2 separate regions of the Mus musculus genome follow, and region 1 is linked to region 2. A link is a contact called in ENCODE Hi-C or POLR2A ChIA-PET data. All regions are on one chromosome and are shown on one strand. The core of a region is the stretch at or near the end of the contact, and the rest is flanking DNA. Distances in the headings are between cores, read along the strand shown. Region 1 holds the start of Plxna2 (plexin A2). Region 2 has its middle 13 kb from the start of Gm31988.

The links. Hi-C counts contacts between places; a loop is a spot of excess contacts on that map. ChIA-PET counts read pairs that join two places held with the same protein, here RNA polymerase II (POLR2A).
Region 1: a map of left cerebral cortex shows a loop between it and region 2 (3-fold over the local background). The contact joins the promoter of Plxna2 here to the enhancer-like site in region 2. A Hi-C loop is called at or near these places in 3 of 37 maps with a recorded cell type or tissue (heart and left cerebral cortex). POLR2A ChIA-PET finds 5 or more read pairs at or near these places in 1 of 5 experiments (embryonic stem cell).

Annotation. Positions count from the first base shown.
Region 1 is chr1:194,618,494-194,621,193 of GRCm38, forward strand. It overlaps Plxna2 (plexin A2), which reads left to right and starts at 1,336. Exons shown (of 32, transcript NM_008882.2): 1 at 1,336-1,904.
Region 2 is chr1:194,267,176-194,269,875 of GRCm38, forward strand. No RefSeq gene overlaps it. Among named protein-coding and RNA genes, the nearest start is that of Gm31988, 13 kb to the left of the region's middle. Within about 2 kb of position 1,381, at least 1 of the 3 ENCODE cell types and tissues checked has a DNase peak (open chromatin) inside an H3K27ac peak, as active enhancers do; it is left cerebral cortex, where a contact is called at or near this core.

The DNA of each region.
Region 1 (2,700 bases), core at 86-2,585, 350 kb after region 2:
GCAAGCACATTTTTGTGAGGTCTTAGCCACTATGGTTTGTAGTAAGGAGTTCCAGGACAGCCAGAGATACATAGTGAAGAAAACCAAACCAACCAAACTACCAAACAGCCAACTCTACATCCCAAAATCCCGTGTCTCTAATATAGTTGATGAAAGTGATCTTCTCTTCTCTTCTCTTCTCTTCTCTTCTCTTCTCTTCTCTTCTCTTCTCTTCTCTTCTCTTCTCTTCTCCTCCTCCTCCTCTTTCTTCTTCTTCTTCTTCTTCTTCCTCTCTCTCTCTCTCTCTCTCTCTCTCTCTCTCTCTCTCTCTCTCTCCTACTGAGAATTCAGTCAACTGTTTTTATATGCTTTCAGAAGCATCCCACATCCCTCTTTCTTTTTATACCGGTGAAGAGTATGGCCACAAGAGGGCAGTAGGGGACATTTGTCAGACACTTTGATGTGTTGAGTAAACTCGGTGTGTTCAATCTCCATCGGGGAATTCGAAGACCCTGAGACCTTGCAGGGGTATAGCTTGCACAGGCCCTCGCGGGAAAGCCGTAGCCGCAGTTGCAGATTCACAGACTACGAACCAAGGAATCAAGACCCGTGAGCGCGGAAGCAACCAGGACTGAAAAATCCTCTTTTCTGGGGATATTAAAGTTGTCTTAATCTTCTAGCCATTACCCTCTGCCTCCAGTACGAGGCGGGCTCGCGGGTCTGGATAATGCAAACGCTCCTGGTACTATGGTTTCCACAGCACCCACCCGAGTCAGCCCCTACCTCCTTTTCCAATGGAACAGGAAACCGGAGATGCAAAGCCAGACTCCTCTTTAAAATGTAGAAATAATTATCAACAACTTCAAACCTCTTTTGACAGCTCGTTGGCTTTCTAGAATTTGTAGGGTAGAGAAATTTGCTGTTCCGAAATCCGACACCCCATCTCAAGCCCATCAGTAATATATGTCCCTCCACACTCACCCCTAGCTCACAGGTGAAGAGAAAGGAGGGGAGGCTTTGCTTGGTGACAGGTGACGCCACGCGAGGGGATGGGGTGCTCTCATCACTCTGATCCCCTCCCGAAGCCTAGCCAGCTGGCTTACCAGGCCCCAAGACATGAGTCCCTAGACCCTGGTACAACCTTTCTGGGCCCTTGACTACTGACAGTGTCTGGTGGTCCAAACTGAGCGAGCAGAACGCCTGCAGAGCCGTAGCTCTGCCGGGTTCTTGGGTGGACCAGCTAGGGTATTCGGTCTGCGCGGGCGGGGCGCGTGGGCGGGGAGGGGGTTAACGCGGCCTCTATGATAATGAGCTGAGCGGTAATATAGGAGGCCGGCTGAGGGCGCCGCCACCGGAGCTGAGCTGAGCCGCGCTGCGCGCAGCACTGTCCGCGCAGAGCCGAGTGGGGGCGGCTGGAGCAGCTGCTGGGATCCTTCAGCTGAAGACGAGCGATCAGATCTGGTGGACCCGTGAGCCGTGGAGCCGCGGGGAGCTTATGGGCCCGGTCGCAGACAGAGCTGGCAGCGGTTCCTGGAGGAAATAGGGCCGAGCAAGCCAGGAGCAGAAGGGAAGGAAGCGCGGGATCGCTGATGTCAGAGCAGCCCGGAAAGTCGTGCTGGAGAAAACTGAAGACACCCGGCTTTGAGCCGCCCCGGAGGGACCCTGCGGGACCCCACGCCCCTTCACAACCGGGTCCCTGCGCACAAGCGACTGGGACGAAGACGCGAGGAACCATTCGGGGGCCACCCCAGGAATACAGGCAAGCGGCCGGCGCGGGCCGAGGATTTTAATGATCCTGGGTTACATGTGGAACTGGCTGCCAGTGTGACTCCCGTCAGGCAGGACTGGGCGCACGCTGCCCTGGGCAACCGCCAGTTGAGCGGACGAAGAGGGGACGCAGGGACAGACAGACACTGCCGAGCTGGGTAAGCAGCGCCCTCCGCCCTTTCCCCGAGCGCGCTCCCGCGGCGGTTCCTCCGGCGCAGCCTCCTCAGGTCCCCTTGGGGTCCCGGCCCCGGCCCCGGCTTGGTTGTGGCGGCGAGTATACGCGCGTGATCCGCCACTTTCGCAGCTGCAGTCTCCTGTCCAGGCTTCCGGGCCATAGACTCCAGCGGCTCTGGTGGTTCCGGCGCTCCGTGGCGCGCTTATAGCGCGCACCTGCCGGCTGTCTGCAGCTCTGGGGAGCGCCTGAGCGACGAGGTCGTCCCAGGGTTGGAGCCCAGAGAGGGCCTCCGTGGCACTAGCAAGATAGCCTGGAGCGACTATGGCCGGAGGCCGGTTGGGGGGCGTTCACCAGGCAGTGTAGTCCCGGGTGGCCGCTGGCTGTTCCAGTGGTTCAGTAGACTGGGAATCACCGGGAAGGAGAAGGCATCCTTTGCGTGCGTTCCGGGAATCTGTGAGAACGGTTTGGAAGCACTGTAGTTAAGTGTTCCTGTCCCCATCCCCCATGGCATAGTGCCCAGCTGGGGCCAGCCCCCTTGGTTTGAGCAACAGTGGTGCTGGTTGAAGTGGGAGTTTGTCCAGAGTCCAAGAGGCTCCTTAAAGCTCATTTCCCTCCATGTACTCTTTTTTGCCCTACCTCACGAAGTGATAGGATCTTAGAAAATTCCAGTTTCTTTTACTCATAGGTAGTCTTCGTAAATGTTCATCTTGAGCTGTATGTCAAAAGCTGAAAATGTCATTCCTAGGGCCCTCAAAAATGCCCACCTGTTTAACATGACC
Region 2 (2,700 bases), core at 131-2,630:
TTGACCTCAGCCTGAGTCCAGACTCAGCAATGTACTTCTGTGTGGTTCAGAATTTGTGAGGACTGCAGGTTCCCCGCACATCAACAGCAGGACCTATGATGATCAAATCTGTATGGTTGCCAAGTCTCCAGTGATTCCCAGATTGCTGTCTGTTCACTAGTCTATGTGTAAAGTCAACAAATAGAATGTCTAAGAGGACCATTAGGCATCATTCATCCCCATACCATTCTAAGCTAGAAAAAAAATTTCTAAAGAAGAGATACTCAGGGTAAGAATGTGGATGCACTTAGATTGGAACCTAGTTGGACAGACATTCTTGTGAAGTGTACACATTAGGAAGGGATGCCCGTCAAATTCTTTTTTAGAAATACTCAGAGCCATTACTTTATTCATGGTATGTTTCACCTAGAAATTGTTTCCTGTGGTCTTACATCATCATTTTATACATATGCCCAACAGTTCAATAGAGACAAAGAAATGTGCTGTCAACAGCCAGATGCATCACAGAAGCTGAGAGTTTAAGTTGTAAAAATTGTATCATGCTAGCTCTATGTTCTTACCTGAGAAACAGATGCTCCCCAGTCCACTTCCAGGGCACCACTCTGGTCCTTCTGCCCTCAAACTGAACTTGCACTTTCTTTTGAAACATAAATTAGTGGGTCCACAAGTCATCAATTTGAAGGCACTATCCACTTCATTTTATGAATGTAGAAGTCTTCACAAAGAGGAAGAGAAAAAGGAAATGAAAAAAGAAAAGATAGAAAGCAAGAGGGAGGGTGTTGGTTAACCTCATCTGAATAGGGAAAGAAGAAAGGGGACAGACCCAGTCAAGTAGACAAAAAATGTCTCAGGACTAACACCATGTTGTCTCATTTTTCTAGCCCTGGAATAAGAAGTTTCACTCTCTCATTTCTTCACCCAAAATAAAACTTGAACTTCTCACTTCCCCATCATTTCACTTCTAGCTCATATTGCACAAGTATCTTCCACACCTACTTATGGGACATGTCTGGCTCACTCCCTTAGTCTTGAATGTCACAAGAAGTTCTGAGATTTGCTCAGTTGCAAATATATTTCACCAGTTTCTTTATAGCTCCCACACACTCTTGGGTTTTAAGTTACTTTAGCCTTTCTGGGTCCAGGCTGCTGCTGTGAGATAATGATATAAAACCCCAAGTTCTGACTGTGAGTAACTCAAGCCAGCAATCATTCCATGAGCCATCAGTCTCTCATGTGAAGAATGACCATTCCTGGTCTTAGAGTCAGACTCTCTTTTCTTTATTATTATGATATGAAGATATTATTTGAGTAAATTGTAAGTTTATCTGCATAGATCATCTCTGCATTTGCAACTTTTTAGCTTCCAAGTTTCTTATCCTCAGCTATAGACTCTCATCCCACAGGGTGCTGTCAGCCCTAAGCAAAACCTGCCAAGAGAGATCACTGTTTCTCATGACTTGGTACCAGAGACTTTTTCTGTCTATCTGGTTCTCCCTTTTACATCTCTAGAAAATAAATCTAACTTCCCCCTGGGTTCCCTTCCATTACATCTGTTTATTAAGTGCTCAGTGAGCACTGGTCAGAGACTGAAAAAGGACTGCAGGCTTTGAAAAGATGTATAAGGCACAGTGCCCACACTGAGAACTTCCCATCCAGAAGGACTAAGTGGAGTATAGAAAAGATCATGATGTCAAACATGCAAACCATGTTTGCAAAATGGGTATAAAGTTGGGTATGAAGGACAGGGATAAACATAGTGATTTGGAAGTCATGTTTGCAGCAGATTTAATAAGATGTTGAGGGTTGTAGTATTTAGAGTGTGGGTAGACATCTATCTACATTTTTAAAATGTACAAAAGTAGGAGCAGTGATGTAATGGGTTGAAGTACAGGTGGCTTTTTACATTGGATACAGCAATCAGTTCAAGTAACTTAATGAAAGCATGCATTGCATCTTTATGAATTGATTACGATTGGTTATCTCAGTGGGACAGCAATAACAGGGTTCCATGTTGGCTTCTCTGCAGTTTTTCTCCCCTGCTTTCTCCTACTTATGGAACAATAACTTCAGAACCAATAACCATATCTCCATTCAATTAAAATGCACAATGTGCCACACCTCTTAGATGAATTGTCCAAGTGGGAAATAATCTGTGAAAATTCTAGAAAACATTTTTCCTTCTTTCAGACAGTATGGCTGGTCACTGGCAATAGGGCATGATGTGACAAGATGAACTTAAACACTATTTGAACTGAAAATTAAAGGGTTATGTGCCCATCTATTTAATTTTCAGATATTTCTATACTTTTCGATAGATAAATCCTGCCACTCTTACCTGGAAATCCTAAAGTATGCATTAAACGACAACCAAGTTCCAGAGCTATTTTACAGTGAGCCCCTACACTTGTGAATGCTAGTGTTAGGGATTACTTGTTCCCTGGTTTCGTCTCTAGCATGATGCCTGCCCTGTATTAGATGCTCAGCCTATTGTCTATCAACTGAACAGATGTTTGGTTAGTTCATGAGTAGATGAGAATGAGAAAGAACAGAGTGGAAGAGGAACGAATGAGGAATGATTAAATAAACATAAAAGCTGTGTGAATTAGGCATGAACGAAAAGAGGTTGAGTAAGTAATTAGGAATAAATGAATGAATGATAACTTTGTTACTAAGTGTGTGTCTTTGTGTGTGTGTGGGGAG